3 separate regions of the Homo sapiens genome follow, and all the other regions are linked to region 1. A link is a contact called in ENCODE Hi-C or POLR2A ChIA-PET data. All regions are on one chromosome and are shown on one strand. Each heading gives the region's core, a stretch centred on a gene start or an enhancer-like site at or near the end of the contact. The rest is flanking DNA. Distances are from core to core; before and after follow the strand shown. Region 1 overlaps STAMBPL1 (STAM binding protein like 1). Region 2 has its middle 23 kb from the start of IFIT3. Region 3 has its middle 43 kb from the start of CH25H.

Region 1 (2,670 bases), core at 68-2,567:
GTGATACAGAGCTTGACCTAAACTAGCATAAAAAGGATGGGAATTACTAATATTTATTGAATTAATATTTAAACTTGGGTACATTCACTTGACTTCTCTGAGCCTCAGTTGTCTCAACTATAAAATAAAGATTCTAATAATAGCTAACATTGATAAAATATTGACTATATGCTAGGAGCTATTGATACTCTAAAGACTTTATGTGCTAACTCATTTGATCCTAGAACAACCACATGATGTAGGAACCACTGTTTCTCCCATTTTGTAGATGCACAGAAAGGCTATATAACTTCCCTGCAGTCACACAGCTAAACATATTTGTTTTCTATTGCTGCTTTACAAATTTTTATGAAATTAAAGGCTTAAATATACATGTATTATCTTGCTGCTTTTTGGTTCAGGAGTCTAGGCACAGCTTATCTAGATCCTCTACTCATGGTCTCACAAGGCAGCAATTGACTTGTTGACATGGGCTAGAGTCTCATCAGAGGCTTGCAGTCATCTTCCAAGCTTGTATGATCATTGGCAGAATTAATTTCCTTGCAGCTTTGGAACTTGTGGTGGCTGAGTCTTTAAGGCCAGCAGGAGAGAATCTACTTCTTTTAAAGGTCTTACCTGATTAGATCCAGACCACTCAGGATAATTTTTCTTTTAATTAGCTTAACATTATTAGGGGGATTCTTATATCTACAATATCTCTTCATCTTTGTCATGTGATTCAACATATTCATGGGAATAATATTCCATGACCTTTGCTGTCTTCTATTGGTTAGAAGCCAACTACAGGTCTTAAACACACTCAAGTGGAGAGGATTACACAAACCTACAGATATCAAGGGGCAGGAATCACAGAGCTATCTTAGAATTCTGCCTGTTATAGTTCTAAGGTTGAGTTTAAATCCAGACTGGCTCTAAGTTTAACAGTCCATGCTTCTAATCAGTATTATCTTCTTTATTCCTTTGAAGAAAGCAAACCTACTTTATAACCTTGCATAGAGTTCTAAGTAAGGTATCCCGCAGCAGATTCATACTGGGTGTCAGTCAAATGTGAATTATTTTCACACCTTCACTTTTAAAGATCAGCTTCAGGAAACTATAACCACTTGCAGTTTTGTATTTTCAGGAAGAGATTTCCAACAGTCTCTCTAAACACTCAGGTTATATAGGTTATTTCAATTTGTTCCTGTTTGTCTGAGGCAGAGATAACCCTGGGGTTTGGGATTTCAAACTTGGGTCTCAAAAAATAACTTTAGTTCTGCTTCTTGTTTTTGAAACAGATGAAGTGATTGAGAAGAAACAGTGAACATCCTCATTTCACAGATAAGACAACATGGATCAGCCTTTTACTGTGAATTCTCTGGTAGGTCACACCAGCTGATATCTAACATTTGGTTGGAAAGCCCAAAAAGAAGAACAGAAACATACAAATGTGAAATGAGTCACAATTACTTTAAGAAGTTTAGCACTTGTAGTTTTTCATCCATCTGTGTGGTTGTCTTCTTTGAGGAAGTGACTAATAAAGCTATCTTTGTAAGACTTAAAAATAAATTTTATTTTCCACAAAAGTCTAAAATTTTAGTTTATCTAGCTAGATTCCAGGAGTGTAGTCCTTTGGCAAAACACCGGAGAGAAGAATTTCAGAGTTGATATCTGAGGAGCTACTTAAAGCTCTTTGTGCCTCAGCTACTTTATGGATAAGAATTGGAGGCTCACCTTGTATGGCGTTAACTGAGAAAAACATACATAACACCTAGGTACTGCTTTGGATCCTCGTGTAAATGTCTTTGTACTTGAAGCTCTTGTTCTTCTCACTTTTCCCCTCACTGCCCAGCACTGTGCACACTTTCTCTAGCTACATCACATGGGCTTATTCTGTGTCCTAGATCAGTCTCTGAGTGTGAATATAGACACATTATGTAATCTCCATGGCCCTGATTTTGTACTTTTTGCTCAATGACAATTGGAAACAATATTTTTGATGGTCCTAGCCTACCAGGATGGTACGATAAATGGAAACTGTCATTCCCATTTTCCTCCTCTTGATGACCCTCCCCAGCCACTCATGGTGACCTTGTAGGAGTAGCCCCATGAGCTGCAGTATACTAAATACCCTGTACGCACAAAGACTAGCACCAGGACATAAAGAAAGAGAGGGCCTGGTTCTTGTACTGAAATAGGTTGTGACCTAATGTTTTTTCTTTTTTTTTTTGAGGCGGAGTCTCGCTCTGTCACTCAGGCTGGAGTGCCAATGGCACAATCTCGGCTCACTGCAAGCCCCACCTCCCAGGTTCATGCCATTCTCCTGCCTCAGCCTCCTGAGTAGTTGGGAGTATAGGCTGCCGCCACCACGCCCAGCTAATTTTTTGTATTTTTAGTAGAGACAGGTTTCACCGTGTTAGCCAAGATGGTCTCCATCTCCTGACCTCGTGATCAGCCCACCTCGGCCTCCCAGATTGCTGGGATTACAGGTGTGAGCCACCGCACCCGGCCCCTAATGTTTTTTCTTGACCAAGAAAGTCATTCACAAAAATTAGTTGTCTTCAGAGTATATTTGGAAAGGTAGACAATTGCAGAAACATTTTCACTTTCTGTCCCCATGTTGTTGTTCCACTATGGTTAATAAAGACTGACCCATTTCCACCTCTCCAGAGGAAGGAGTCATACTTATGA
Region 2 (2,670 bases), core at 73-2,572, 450 kb after region 1:
TTCAACAGGGATTATAAATCAGTAATGCAATTAGCCTCTGTATCATGAAGGGGCTCAGACTATGCCACCCCAAAACATGCCATTTTGACATAAGAATTATTTTGAGTTAAAGGGAATTGAAAAAAAGCAGACGCAGGATGAGTTGTCTGCCCTACTTCTGTCTGCCTGAAAGCAGAATATAAACGTCTCTTGTGATGGTATCCCCAACCCCTACTTCCATTCAAGAAACGGGATAACAACCTTATCACTGGACAAAGTCTACACAAACAAATCTTAGTAACTAGCCCTCATCTACCATTAGTTTCCCCAAATATTTGTCTTTGCACAATTTGACACCCCTCAAAGTTCAAAGTTCCTTCTTTTTTGTCTGGCCACTTCTCTACAAATGTATTGTTATTTTGTTAAGATGCTCAATAAGTCTGAAGTTCTAGCCACTTCTTTCACTTGCTCATCACTGAGTTCTCTGGTGTGAAGAGACTGATGGGGTTCAGGAGGATATGATATTTATTAATTATTTAGGTGCACCGGCCCAGTCAGATTAACATCTAAAGGACTGAGCCCTGAACAAAGAGTGAAGTTACCTTTTTTTTTAAGACGGAGTCTTGCTCTGTGGCCAGGCTGGAGGGCAATGGCGCAATCTCGGCTCACTGCAAGCTCCGCCTCCCAGGTTCAAGCGATTCTCCTGCCTCAGCCTCCCGAGTAGCTGAGACTACAGGCGCATGCCACCAGGTCCAGCTCATTTTTTGTATTTTTAGTAGAGAAGGGGTTTCACCATGTTGCCCAGGATGGTCTCGAACTCCAGACCTCGTGATCCGCCCACCTCAGCCTCCCAAATTGCTGGGATTATAGGTGTGAGCCACCGTGCCTGGCCTGAAGTTACCTTTTAAGCATTTCTTGCAGGGGGTTGGGGGGAGATCTGTGCAGGGGGAAGGATACTACAGAAGAGAGAAACAAAGGCAGTTATTCAATTGAGACATGCATTACATCATTTCTTACTTTTTAAGGAAAAGCATGTTTTGCGACTTGAGTTTATCTGTCTAGTGAACTTGCAGTTGCATAGCTAGGGAAACAGAGTCTTCACAATGCCTGGGAAGGGAGGAGAGATAAGGCTTACTAGCCACAGAAAAACAGGCAGTTAATTTTTTAAAGGACTCCAGTTCTTTCTCTTTCTCAGGGGGAGTTGGGTTTTCTTACATACAACTGAGTTTTTGCTTACACACTCTTTCATTTCTTTTAATTTCTGTTTCAGTAGGGCCCCAGCCTATGAACCTAAGACGGGAAGAGGAAATAATGTTTGCTGAGCCAGGCGCAGTGGCTCACGCCTGTAATCCCAGAACTTTGGGAGGCTGAAGTGGGCGGATCACTTGAGCCCAGGAGTTTGAGATCAGCCTGGGCAGCATGACAAAACCATGTCTCTATAAAAAATACAAAAATTAGCGAGGTGTGGTGGCACATGCCTGTAGTCCCAGCTACTCAGGAGGCTGAGGTAGGAAGACGGCTTGAGCCCAGGAGGTTGAGGCTACAGTCAGCTGTAATCATGCCACTGCACTCCAGCCTGGGCAACAGAGCAGAAACCCTGTCTCAATAAAAATCTTTAATGCACAGAATGGTTTTTTTCCTCTCCTACAATCATAAATATGTAATCAGCAACTGGATTTCAGATGGCCTAATCAGAGAAAAATCCAAATAGTCCAGAAAAGCCCAAAAAGTATCCATGACGATTTTATAAATTAGGGCTCCACAGAGCAGTGATTTGCAAGGATCCCAGAATCTGAGTTCTGTCCACAGAGCCTATGTCTGCTTTCAGTTCAGCACAACACAAACTAAGGCTGAAACCACCTAACAACAGGCAGCCACAGGTTTCAGTTTAGAGTCAGAACAGGCAATTAGAATATGTGAATTCTGGATTTCAAAGGAGACAGCTTCTTTTCTTCCTGCAGCAACAAAACCAAGATACTTTAGAGTCAGAGAGCCATGGTCCAAGTCCAAGGGACAAGAAATGCTTTCCCAGGCCCTTTTTATTTTGTCAGGCTTAGAGTCTTAATTGACCCACTCAAAAAATACGCGCATCACCCTGGAACATCATCAGCCTTAAAGATTCAGACATCTGACATCACAAGGGCTCTCTAGCAACTAAAAATTGATTTTTCAAACTCAGTGTGTCTCCATCTGGAGACAACGTCTGAGAAATAAAAATAAAATCCTAAGCCCCACAAGCAACTGAACATAATATACCCCCTCTTGGCCACGGGGACCCCAGGGAAACCTTAAAAACTGAGTGCCCGGCCACGATGGAATGTAAAGTCAGACACACCCCTTCCTTATTAATCTTTAACCAGAATTCTTTCCTAAGGAGTAAGCAGAAACCAGCTCTGGAAAACAAGAAATAGAGGACACATTCCTTTATTGCCTTTAGCCAATCATCTGAAGCCACTGCTCGACTCCCCCTCCCTCTTTGCAGTTTCAATGTGACAGCTCGCCAGTTTCACAAGGCAACCCTTTCTAAAAATTGACCTCTATCTCCAGTCCAGTTTTGGCCCAATCACAGAGGAAGGGCAGTGCGGGTTTTCATGTCCTCTACCTCACCTTTTGACACAAGAAGGCCAAAAACTCCACCCATGGATCACGCTAACACCACCATTTTTTGTACATATGATTCATGGAAAGGCA
Region 3 (2,670 bases), core at 67-2,566, 260 kb after region 1:
CTTTGCCTCTTTTATACAATGTGACTTTTGGCAAGTTGTTCTCTAACTAATTCTTTCAGCTATAAAATATGGATATTAAACTACATCTGGAAGAATTATGAAGCATAAATAGGAACATACAGGAAAGTGCTTAGCATGGAGTTGGGGTATGAAAAGAACTTAATAAATATCAGTTATTCTCATCATTTTTATTTGATTCTGTGATAAAGGTCAAGGCAATTGTTTTCTGTAATGTTAGCAACATCTTACTGCTTAATTCTTTTATGTCTGTTGGTTGGTTGATTTGTTGCTGAGTTAACTAGTTGCTTTGTTTGGTTTGGATGTAAGCAAAACAAAGGATCATCCACCAGACCCCTCTTTGAACTTTTCTGGTATATATCATAAAACCCATTATGTAATGGCTCCAATTTGCTGCAAAGAAATGAACTGCCAAAGTATGATGTTACTTGCTCATGATATATTTAGAGATTATAACTTCTAATTTATTTTGAATTTAGCAGTGAACCTAAGGTTAAGAGGTGGCAGCAACTAATTTCCTCTGCTTATTTTCTTAATTTTTATTGTAACGATTGCATTCTTAGTATAATTATCTGTAAAAAATTGTTGTCTCCTCCATGAGATTACCTATAATCACGTTAAGTGCAAGACTCCATACCTAACACAGTGCCTGGCTCATAGTAGATGCTCAATAAACATTCCATGAATAATAAATGGAATATCTATTGCACATCTAATGTATGCCCTGAAATTATTTAATTTTTAAAACAATCATGCAAGGTAAATGTTATTATTCTCATTTCACAGATGAAGCAGTTGAACTCAGAGTTAATGAAGCTGCCAAAGAGACTGAAATTACATGACCTAAACTCAGGCTGTAGTAACCTTGGTGCTGGTGGCTGAGGCAGGACTGGCCCTGGATAGAATGTAGTAAGTGTGGGTCTCAGCTTGGCACTTCTCAGAGGCAGCTTTCTATTCTCCTCCCTGGTAAGGCCAATCTTAGTGGTTACCTTTATGTAAAGTAGAACTATGTCCTGTGCCAAGCAAGATAAGCAGCTCTATGCATGTCCCTAAGAAGCTAAAATAGATGCTCATCATCCCAGTCTGCAAATTAAGCCAAAATTTCAGTGTCACTAGCAGTCAACTCTCCAAAGACAAATAGGTTGTAATCTAGTTTCAGAAAGGAAAAAGTGACTAGTTGTCTGAAAGAACTGACATCACCTGCAAGCTAAGTACCTTTTCCTGTATCTGTGGGCTTTCTGCTCACCCTGGCTGTCTTGCTGTGCTCACTTGTACCAGATGGACGGCGAAACAAGACTTGCCAGGAAACTGAAACTTGCAACCAAACGAGAGAGACCAATTGCCAGACAGCGTGTCTCAACACTGCTCCGTCAGCACACAACTTATGTAATCGCCTGTTTATGCAACAGAGTACATGAATTTTAATTGATAGCACTGTTAGGTTTGATTCAGTGTCATCTAGTAGAGAGTTCTTCACTGGAAATTCTACTTGTGGTTCTACCACTAAATTTGTGGTATTAGGGGGTGGGAGGAAAAGTCAGAACCAGCTCTGTTTGCAATAATGCAACTCAATGCTGTATTCAAGGAGAAGTGGAGTGAACAGAGGGATGCTTCTTCAAAGTTGAACACATTGGAAAAAATGAAGAATTTGTAGCAGGGTTAGAGGAAATACAATAAGATATCAAGAACCTTATAACGTCTAAGTAACCAAAGCTGAGACAAGAGTGTTAGAAAAAGGAAGCTGTGTCTTTAGAACTAACAGTAAGTATAAAGCTCTCCACAGAGGAAGCATCTGCGCGCTTAGGTCTCACTTTAAATATCAGATCCTCTAGGAAGCCTTCACTACTTCCCCTACACCCCAAAACTGACTTAAAGAGTCATTGTGTGTGTTCAAGTAGCACCTTCTCTTCCACCTGTTATAGCCTGCATTGCACAACATCCTAACCAATGGCTTACTTGTCTCTCTTTCCACAAGTGTCAAAAATTTACCAGGACAGTGCTGGGACCTCATTCACTGTCATGACCCTTGCACCAAGCTCAAATCCTGGTATGTAATGAGCACCTCGGAAGAATTTGTTGAATTAATGAATAAACAGTGTCCCATGTTACACAAAATAGTGATGATCCCACTGAAGACCATCAAAGCCAAAGATGAAGGGAACATAAAAGAAGATATAGAACAACAAGAAGGAAGAGGAGGAAGAGTTGAAGGGAAAAGAGTTGGAGCAAGGAGAGGAAGGTGAAAAGAAATGAAGAAAGAGGATGGTAAGGAAGAAGAGGAAGGGAAGAGGAGTTGAATGGAGAAGAGGAGGAAAGAGGAGAAGGAGGAGGAATGATGAGGAGGCTGAGAATAAGAGATGAATGAGGAGGAGGAGGAGGAGTAAAAACAGCTTCAAAGAAAAGAAGTAGGAATAAACTCTGCCTCACAGAATATCATGACAGACATAAGGCTTATCCTCCAAATGGAAAAAAATGCGAAGCAATAGAAGTACTTGGAGGATCCCAAGCACTTCCAGGTAATGGTATGCAAAGTCCTGCAGTGGGAATGGTAGCAGCTGTGTGGAGTCCTGATATGGCCACTAGGGATGTCTTACTGGAGTGAGTGTACGTACGCTACCTGAACCTTATCTCGCTGCTCTCTCCTGCTGAGTC

What was found. Hi-C counts contacts between places; a loop is a spot of excess contacts on that map. ChIA-PET counts read pairs that join two places held with the same protein, here RNA polymerase II (POLR2A). Pooled maps may share reads with other maps.
Region 2: a pooled map shows a loop between it and region 1 (4-fold over the local background). The contact joins two enhancer-like sites. A Hi-C loop is called at or near these places in 1 of 37 single-sample maps with no recorded cell type and 3 of 50 pooled maps. POLR2A ChIA-PET finds 5 or more read pairs at or near these places in 1 of 52 experiments (AG04450).
Region 3: a pooled map shows a loop between it and region 1 (5-fold over the local background). The contact joins two enhancer-like sites. A Hi-C loop is called at or near these places in 7 of 50 pooled maps. POLR2A ChIA-PET finds 5 or more read pairs at or near these places in 2 of 52 experiments (activated T-cell and activated naive CD4-positive, alpha-beta T cell).

Annotation. Positions count from the first base shown.
Region 1 is chr10:88,900,379-88,903,048 of GRCh38, forward strand. It overlaps STAMBPL1 (STAM binding protein like 1), which reads left to right. Exons shown (of 11, transcript NM_020799.4): 2 at 1,278-1,360. The coding sequence starts at 1,331. Among named protein-coding and RNA genes, the nearest start is that of STAMBPL1, 21 kb to the left of the region's middle. RefSeq lists enhancers at 1,528-1,577, 1,708-1,807. Within about 2 kb of position 1,318, at least 4 of the 41 ENCODE cell types and tissues checked have a DNase peak (open chromatin) inside an H3K27ac peak, as active enhancers do.
Region 2 is chr10:89,349,734-89,352,403 of GRCh38, forward strand. It overlaps a transcript of LIPA not described here. Among named protein-coding and RNA genes, the nearest start is that of IFIT3, 23 kb to the left of the region's middle. RefSeq lists an enhancer at 1,900-1,999. Within about 2 kb of position 1,323, at least 26 of the 41 ENCODE cell types and tissues checked have a DNase peak (open chromatin) inside an H3K27ac peak, as active enhancers do.
Region 3 is chr10:89,162,500-89,165,169 of GRCh38, forward strand. No RefSeq gene overlaps it. Among named protein-coding and RNA genes, the nearest start is that of CH25H, 43 kb to the right of the region's middle. RefSeq lists an enhancer at 1,080-1,129. Within about 2 kb of position 1,317, at least 9 of the 41 ENCODE cell types and tissues checked have a DNase peak (open chromatin) inside an H3K27ac peak, as active enhancers do.